2 separate regions of the Homo sapiens genome follow, and region 1 is linked to region 2. The links are chromatin loops, found by intact Hi-C in ENCODE. Cell type or tissue: breast epithelium. All regions are shown on one strand. Each heading gives the region's core, and the rest is flanking DNA. Links, peaks and the distances in the headings are about the cores only. Region 1 has its middle 28 kb from the start of TOMM7. Region 2 has its middle 150 kb from the start of CDCA7L.

Evidence for each region. A loop is a pair of places that touch in the nucleus more often than their neighbours do. Peaks named below come from ENCODE experiments on the same cell type or tissue, not always from the same donor. Only the 100,000 strongest peaks of a DNase experiment are listed, where the experiment ranks them.
Region 1: it touches region 2 in a loop (7-fold over the local background); 1 of 110 quality-filtered maps calls a loop at or near these places.

The regions. Positions count from the first base shown.
Region 1 is chr7:22,792,531-22,796,922 of GRCh38, reverse strand. No RefSeq gene overlaps it. Among named protein-coding and RNA genes, the nearest start is that of TOMM7, 28 kb to the left of the region's middle. In breast epithelium, for the core only: no CTCF peak of the experiment used is centred there; no DNase peak of the experiment used is centred there.
Region 2 is chr7:22,092,964-22,097,355 of GRCh38, reverse strand. No RefSeq gene overlaps it. Among named protein-coding and RNA genes, the nearest start is that of CDCA7L, 150 kb to the right of the region's middle. In breast epithelium, for the core only: no CTCF peak of the experiment used is centred there; no DNase peak of the experiment used is centred there; H3K27ac peaks cover 302 bases.

The sequences.
Region 1 (4,392 bases), core at 318-4,317, 700 kb before region 2:
GGCAGAAGAAATCTCTAAGCAGGAAAGCATCCAAGAAGTGACTTGGGTGCTGTTAAAGGTATTCAGTTTTAAAAGGGAAACAGCATAAAAGTTCAAAAAATTTGTAGCCTGACAAGGCAATAGAAAAGAAAATCCCATTTTCTGAGAAGAAATTCAACCTGGCTGCAGAAATTTGCATAAGTAATGAGGAACCAAATATTAATCACCAAGACAATGGGGAAAATATCTCCAGGGCATGTCAGAGAACTTTCTGTAGCCCCTCCCATCACAGGCCTGGAGGCCTAGGAGAAAAAAGTGGTTTCGTGGGCTGGGCCCAGCGTCCCGTGTTGTGTGGAGCCTAGGGACTTGGTGCCCTGTGTCCCATCTGCTCCAGCCATGGCTGAAAGGGGCCAACATAGAGCTCAGGCCATGGTTTCAGAGGGTGGAAGCCTCAAGCGTTGGCAGCTTTCATGTGATGTTGTGCCTGTGAGTGCACGTAAGTTAAGAATTGAGGTTTAAGGCTGGGCATGGTGGCTCACGCCTGTAATCCCAGCACTTTGGGAGGCTGAGGCAGGAGGATCACAAGGTCAGGAGATCAAGACCATCCTGGCTAACACGGTGAAACCCTGTCTCTACTAAAAAATACAAAAAAATTAGCCAAGCGTGGTGGCAGGTGCCTGTAGTCCCAGCTACTTGGGAAGCTGAGACAGGAGAATGGCGTGAACCTGGGAGGCGGAGCTTGCAGGGAGCCGAGATCGTGCCACTGCACTCCAGCCTGGGCGACAGAGCAAAGACTCCATCTCAAAAAAACAAAACAAAAAACACAAACCAAACAAACAAAAAAAGAATTGAGGTTTAAGAACCTCTGCCTAGATTTCAGAAGATCTACGGGAATGCCTGGATGCCCAGGCAGAAGTTTGTTGTAGGGATGGGTTCCTCATATGGACAGCCTCTGCTAGGGCAGTGCAGAAGGGAAATGTGGGGTGGGATCCCCCACACAGAGTCCCTACTGGGGCACCACCTAGTCGGGCTGTGAGAAGAAGGCCACCATCCTCCAGACCCCAGAATGATAGATCCACTGGCAGCTTGTACCACATGCCTGGAAAAGCCACAGATGCTCAATGCCAGTCCATGAAAGCAGCTGGGAGGGAGGCTGTATCCTGCAAAGCCACAGAGGCAGAGCTACCCGAGACCATGGGAACCTACCTCTTGCATCAGCGTGACCCGGATGTGAGACATGGAGTCAAAGGAGATCATTTTGGACCTTTAAGATTTGACTGCCCTGCTGGATTTCGGACTTGTGTGGGGCCTGTAGCCCCTTTGTTTTGACCAATGTCTCCCACTTGGAATGGGTACATTTACCCAGTGCCTGTACCTCTAAATATCTAGGAAGTAACTACCTTGCTTTTGATTTTATAGGCTCATAGGCGAAAGGGACTTGCCTTGTCTCAGATGAGACTTTGGACTGTGGACTTTTGAGTTAATGCTGAAATGAGTTAAGACTTTGGGGGACTATTGGGAAGGTGTGATTGGTTTTCAAATGTGAGGACATGAGATTTGTGATGGGCCAGGGGTGGAATGACATGGTTTGCCTGTGTCCCCACCCAAATCTCATCTTGAATTGTAACTCCCACAATTGCCATGTGTTGTGGGAGGAACCCGGTGAGAGATGATTGAATTATGGGGTCAGGTCTATCATGCATCGTTCTCATAATAGTGAATGAGTCTCATGAGATCTGATGGTTTTAAAAATGGGAGTTTCCCTATACAAGCTCTCTTTCTGCCTTCTGCCATTCATGTAAGACATGACTTGCTCCTCCTTGCCTTCCACCATGATTATGAGGCCTCCCCAGCCACATGGCACTGTAAGTCTAATTAAACCTCTTTTGTAAATTGCCCAGTCTCGGGTTTGTCTTTATCAGCTGTGTGAAAACCGACTAATACAACCACTAATAAAGAGTGAGCTATGGAAGGTCTGCAGCTCGCTGATGCTCCCTAATGCCTATTTAAGATGAGGCCACAGAAGATAGTGGACAAGAAACAACCTCAGAGGGCAAAACTAGAAGCCTCCAAAGGAGTTTCCCAGAGAGCACAACTGAAGGTCCCAGGTACTGCCTGGGAAGGAAGTCACTCTTCCTGCCCCATAAGATTTAATATTGCTGTAGACCAGTGACTATAGCAGGCTTTCCTTTCTCCCCTTTCCTGGTGGGCAGTTTCAATGTTTTAATCTTTTTTTTTTTTTTTTTTTTTTTCCTGAGACGGAGTTTCGCTCTTGTTGCCCAGGCTGGAGTGCAGTGGCGCGATCTCGGCTCACTGCAGCCTCTGCCTCCTGGGTTCAAGTGATTCTCTTGCCTCAGCCTCCTAAGTAGCTGGGATTACAGGCATGCACCACCGCACCTGGCTCATTTTGTATTTTCAGTAGAGATGGGGTTTCTCCATGTTGGTCAGGCTAGTCTCGAACTCCTGACCTCAGGTGATCCGCCTGCCTCAGCCTCCCAAAATGCTGGAATTACAGGCGTGAGCCACTGCGCCTGGCCTCAATGTTTTAATCTTGCTCCTACTCCACCTTTGTATGTTGGGTAAGTTGGGGGCAGTTAACTCATTTTTAAGTTTTTTGATTGCTGGACCATGAGATGCTGTCTGTACCAGATGGAAGGTACATATTTCCCAGAGTTCCTGAACTTTGACCTGGATGCAGTATCTGGATGAAATTTGAGAACTGTATCCCTGGGAGAGATTCATTGTGTTCTGTATATGAGAAAGCGTGTATCAATATTTGGCAATCAAAGAAGTAGGCATGGCAGAGAATGTTAATTGCCTAACAAAAATCCATTTCTGTCGCTCTCTTGCAAAGTGTCACTTTTAGCTGGCTATGTGGCAACCAAGCTACAAGATTCCCAGGCTTGCTGTTAGATATAGCTCTATGACTAATATTTGATAATTGAGATGTAAGCAGAAGTGTTGTGTGGTACTTTGGGTAAGTCTTCCTGAAAGGGAAGTATGTTTCTTGAAATGGATGTGAAATGACTGGATGATAGCTATCTTGGATCAGGAGGAGAAAGGCCAGACTCTAGGAATGGCAGAGTGATGTATGTTTGGGAGAGTAGATCTCTGAAAACTCTAGTGAGAGCCCCTTTTGTCCATACCTTTGCTGAGTCATGTGTTATCAAACTTAATGGTCTTTCCAAACTGATGAAACATGGTGTTTTATAGATTTAGTTACTATTTTGCTTTGAGTGAGATGGAGAATCTTTTCATATATTTAAGAACCATTGTGTTTCCTTTAGCGCATTTTCTGTTGGCATGTTGGCCTTTTTCATATTGATTTATGGGTCCTTTTATTTATTTACTTTTTAAATGATAGAGAAGGGATCTTGCCATGTTGCCGAGGCTGATCTTGAACTGCTGGACTCAAGCAATCCTCCCACCTCAGCCTCCCAAAGTTCTAGGATTACAGGTGTGAGCCACCACACCCAGCCTGTAGATCCTTTTGTATTTTACAGAAATTATATCTGTGATATGATTGGTAGGTATTTTTCCAGTTTGTCGTTTGACTTTGATTAGAGCAAATTTTTTTTCCAAGCTTCTCTTGGTATATTTTGTTTTAAATTTTTATTTTATTTTATTTTTGAGACAGAGTCTTGCTCTATTGCCCAGGCTAGAATGCCCAGGCTCAAGGGATCCTCTCATTTCAGCCTCCTGAGTAACTAGGATTACAGGCACATGCCACTTCACACAGCTAAATTTTTGTGTTTTTTTGTAAATTTTTGTGTTTTTTGTAGGGATGGAGTTTTCCTGTGTTGCCCAGGCTGGTCTTGAATTCCTGGGCTCAAGGCGTCCTCCCACCTCGGCCTTCCAAAGTGTTAGGATTACAGGCGTGAGCCACTGTGCCCAACCAAGTTGTTTTTTTTTGTTTGTTTTTTTTTTTTGAGACAGAGTTTCGGTCTTGTTGCCCAGGCTGGGGTGCAATGGCATGATCCTGGCTCACCACAACCTCCGCCTCCCAAGTTCAAGCAATTCTCCTGCCTCAGCCTCCCAAGTAGCTGGGATTACAGGCATGTGCCACCACGCCCAGCTAATTTTTTTGTATTTTTAGTAGAGACGGGGTTTCTCCATGTTGGTCAGGCTGGTCTCAAACTCCTGACCTCAGGTGATCCGCCTGCCTTGGCCTCCCAAAGTGCTGGGATTACAGGCATGAGCCACTGTGCCCGGCCATAGCCACGTATTATTTTACATCCCACTCTCACCTGCTTTTTCTTATTAGAAAAAATAAGTTGCCTGGGAGAAAGGAGAATAAAAAGAGGAGTGAATGAGGGGAGTATCTCCCAAATAATATATTTAAGGTGACTGTTATTTTTTCTCTCTGTGTTTCAGTTTGGATATATTCCTCTGACCTGTCTTCAAATTAATTAA
Region 2 (4,392 bases), core at 374-4,373:
ACCCTTTCTTTCCTCGGAGCTCATCTGGTGGGAAGAAGAGACAGGCTGCAGTTCAGGGGGTCCCCAAGACCACCGTCAACTTCCGTTGATTCTCTCGAAGGATTCACAGAACTCAGAAGAGTTGCTATACTTGCAGTTACAATTTGTTACAATGGAGGAACACAGACTAAAATCAGCAGAGGAAATGATACGGCTCTGATGAGTGGAGGAACACCAGGGTTCTTCCTCTCAAGTCAAATTGGATAAAACAACACGGACGCAGTGGTTTTAAGGCGTGGAGAGTTTAATAGGCAAGAAAGAAGGAAGGAAGAAGAAAACAGCTCCCCTGTACAGAGACAGAGACGGGGGATCCAAACAAAGAGAAAACCCCGTGTGGCAGAAAAGTGGTTGCTTATATGAGGAGGCTGGAGGAGGCGGTGCCTGATTTCCATAGGGCTTAGGGGATTGGTGTGACCAGGCACGTCATCTACGTAGCCCACGAAAAAACTAGCCCTCCCACCCTAGCCTTTTAATGTGCAAATACAGGGCGCCACGATGTTCTACATACGTGGAGATATGTGGGGGCGGCCATGTTGCCAGGCATATGTCAGGGCAAGGGCAAGAGGATCACGGTAGGAATCGCCATGTTTGGGTGGACCCAGTTTCTAATGGCCAGCATTTGCATATCAAAGGTTGCCTGCCCGGCTCTAAGAACCAGGGCTTTTCTGCTAGACAAGAAATGTTTCTGGAGCTGCTTTAAAAGAAACAAAAACTTCCTAAGGACCCCTTTTCCTCACTATCTGCCTAAAATAATCTCTTAATAATTCCTATAATAGGAAGAGGTGTACAGAGCAGAGTCCATGAGAGACCAGGCGTGAGCTTCTGGTTGTCCTCTCCCAGTGGAGCCAGGGAGCAGCACTTCCTTCTTCCAGGAATGACATGCGGCAACGTTCACAGAGCATTACTAACCAGGGCAGCTCACCCAAGCCATGGCATCCAAGGTTTTTATTGGGGGCCAGTCATGTAGGCATGGCTGACAGCCCACGTGGCTGACTTCAGTGTCCAGCCTTTAGAGGTTAAGCTGATACTACCTGGCCCAAGACTCCCAGATAAACGAAGACATTCTTATCAGGTAGAATATTTCTAAGACACAGAGGTTAACTCCCAGGAGTTTAGCAAGGGACACACCTTTCCCTTGGACAAGGTTAATCCTTTACTGCCCACGGGCCTATCTTGATGCGACCGCTCATGGCAAGAGTTGGTCACCCTGCTAGGCTAGCTCATTGTCAACACAGATTCCATATCAATGCCGGTAGCCTTAATGAGCCTGGAGAATCTGGGTACTTTGTTCTCTATAGTGCCCTGTACCTATTGTTATCCCCCGTACCATTTTGTAACCCCTGGGGTCAAGAATGAATCTCAATCAGTATTTCTGTATCATCCTGTTACTACAGCAACAGACACAACTTAATATTGCATTCAGGACATCCCTGTTTCAAAAAAAAAAAAAAAAAAAACAAACTCTTGGCATTTGTCTATAATGCAGGCTCCAGCTTTTCACCCAATGCCTCTGCTGTCTCCCCTCTTGGGAGCAAAACCAAATTCTTCCAATTTCAGTTTCTTCTGTCCCTTCCACCAAAGTTTAGCTCCAGGTCAAACTCTGCATATCCAAGTCCATTTAAGAATTTGGCAGAAGCAAAAAGCCTTTCATTCTCCCAGGATCCACTCTCCTAGAAGGCATTTTTGATTATAGATGGCAATTTTTTAAATGTTACAATTACTGCCACATTATTAGTCATCAGTCATGGATGATTCCCTTTTTTAATTGAACCCTCTGCTGCTTCCAACCTGCTACAAGAACTATGGTGCCTACATTCTGGTGGTTGACAGGAACACTTAGCGAGACCAAGGCATTGCTGAATTTTTACTGAATCATCTCATGTTCTTATTGGCATGGGAGTGTGTCAGCGGTGTTGAGGTAACTCTTCTTAGCAAGGAAGTAACCTGATTTGTTGTATGCCCTACTGAATAGCTTTGACTTGCCTTAAATAAATACCTTATGAGGACTGTGAGATTCAATTGAATTGCTTTCATGGATGAAATTCAATTTCATGCATACCGAGTTTCCTCCTAAAAAGAGCTGAGTGTATGTGCTTTGCATGGTGATATGGTTTGGCTCTGTGTCCCCACCCAGATCTTATCCAGCACTGTAATCCCCACGTGTCGGGGGAGGGGCCTGGTGGGAGGTGATTGAATCACGGGGGCAGACGTCCCCCTTGCTGTTCTCATGACAGTGAGTGAGTTCTCACGAGATCTGGTTGTTTTAAAAGTGTTGCACTTCCCTCTTCGATCACCATCTCTCTCTCTCCTGCTCTGCCATGGTAAGACATTCTTGCTCACCTTCACCTTGTGCTATGATTGTGTGTTTCTTGAGGCTCCCTAGTCATGCTTCCTGTTAAGCCTGTGACACTGTAAATTAATTAAACCTCTCTTCTTCATAAATTACCCAGTCTCAGGTAGTTCTTTAGAGCAGTGTGAAAATGGACTAATACTCATGAACATCCCTGCCTTGTGGAAATGGAACACCACAGGTGCACTGTAGGGAAGGGGCTTTGTCTCCTGCTGGCCAGTCAGTGGTTCTGCACTCTAGGCCAAGGCATGCATCTGGTGTGAAAGCACAAGGGCCACCATGGCTCGTTAAGCGTGAAGTGGCCCTAGGGACATTGCTGATTTGAAGGGAAGCAGAGTTGATGGAGTAACACTGGCTGCTCAAACCTCATCCTTTCCAGAGCTTAGTTCCCGGGCAGGATCTTAAGCAGATGAAGTACAGCTGTGAGCAACCACAGAGTTACATGTGCTGATGAGACTTCATCCTGGCATGCAGGGTGGCTTTGGGGCTGTATGACCAGTGCGGTCACATGGGGCCCTGTGCTCAGAATGACCTGTGTATGGGGTATAATGCTTTGTGACTTCCGTATCGAAACTTTTAATAATTTTAGCTTTGAATTTGTGTTTCGTAACTGACATCTATGGGACCATGGAGTATGTGCTGAGGGCTTGAAGGCTCAGCTCGAGTGCAGTCCCTCCTGCCACTGCCTTCCCTCTCTCCCCTGGATGAGCTCTCAGCTTCCTGTGTCCCATGTCCTGGCTCCCCCAGCCCCACGTGGCTTTCTCTTCCTTACCCTCCTACCTTGTGAATACTGCTTCCCGCCATGCCCGGCAGTGCCTGGACCTGGACAAGGCAGGGGGTTGGGCTGGACACATGTGCTTCACGGCATTGGGGGCCAGGGCATGGGTGCACCCCCACTCGGGGCTTCCAGCACCACAGCACAGCTGGAAGGGACTTGGCAGGAATGAGCCTTTTATTCACCCTCTATCCAGTTATCTAGGGCATCCCAACATGGAAGCTGCAATACCCTTGGGAGTTACCCATCCACAATGGCTTAGGGCAGCTGGCCCCTGGGAAGGGGAGATGCCTGACTCCACTTCTCTGTCCCAAGCTATAACATGCTGCGTTGGTCCAGTAACTGACAAGAAAGCAGAGGAACCCAGCAGCCAGGGGACATATACACCAATTCTCCTAGGGGCCTGTGAGAGTCCTCGCTCACTTCTCCACTATCCCCCAAGCCCGAGGACCTGCAACATTAAAAACACAAAATTTTAAAACACAACACACACAGACACATATATGAAAATATATATTTATAGTATTTATTTTAATAATATAATTTTAAATTCACTGGACCCTGAAAATTATGTAGCCAGTTTTGCTGGCATGAAAGCAGTCATTTTTGTAGGTCACAGTTGAAACTACTTAAAAATTTTTAACAGTGTTTCTCTAGCTCCTGCCTGGATTTTGTTGATAGTCAGTATAATGGGCCAAATAATTACCCTAATTCCTGGAACCCATGAATATGTTTTGTCACATGGCAAAGGAGATTTTGCAGATAAAATTTAAGGTAATAGAACTTAGGACAGGGAGAGCATCCAGGACTATCCAGGTGGATGCAATGCAATCACATGGGCCCTTAAAAGTGGAAGAGTGAGAAGAGAGTTAGAGATGTGGTAGGGAAGGGAAATCCAGAGGAAATTCAAAGTCGACCATTGTTGCTGGCTTTGAAGATGGAAGAAGAGAGCCATGAGCCAAGGAATGTGGGCAGCTGAGCCAAGGAATGTGGACAGCCTCTAGAATGAGAACAATCTGCAGCCTCTATCAGCAAGAAAGGGGGACCTTATGGAACATACAACCTCATACAGCCAAATGGAACTCAGTTCTGCCAACAAACTGCATGCTCTTGCAGGTAGACTCTCCCCCAGAGCTTCCAGAAAGGAATGAAACCCTGTTTCCAGCGGAGTTGCAGCCTTGAGACACTCAGGCAGAGAAATCAGCTGAGCCCACTAAACATCAGACCT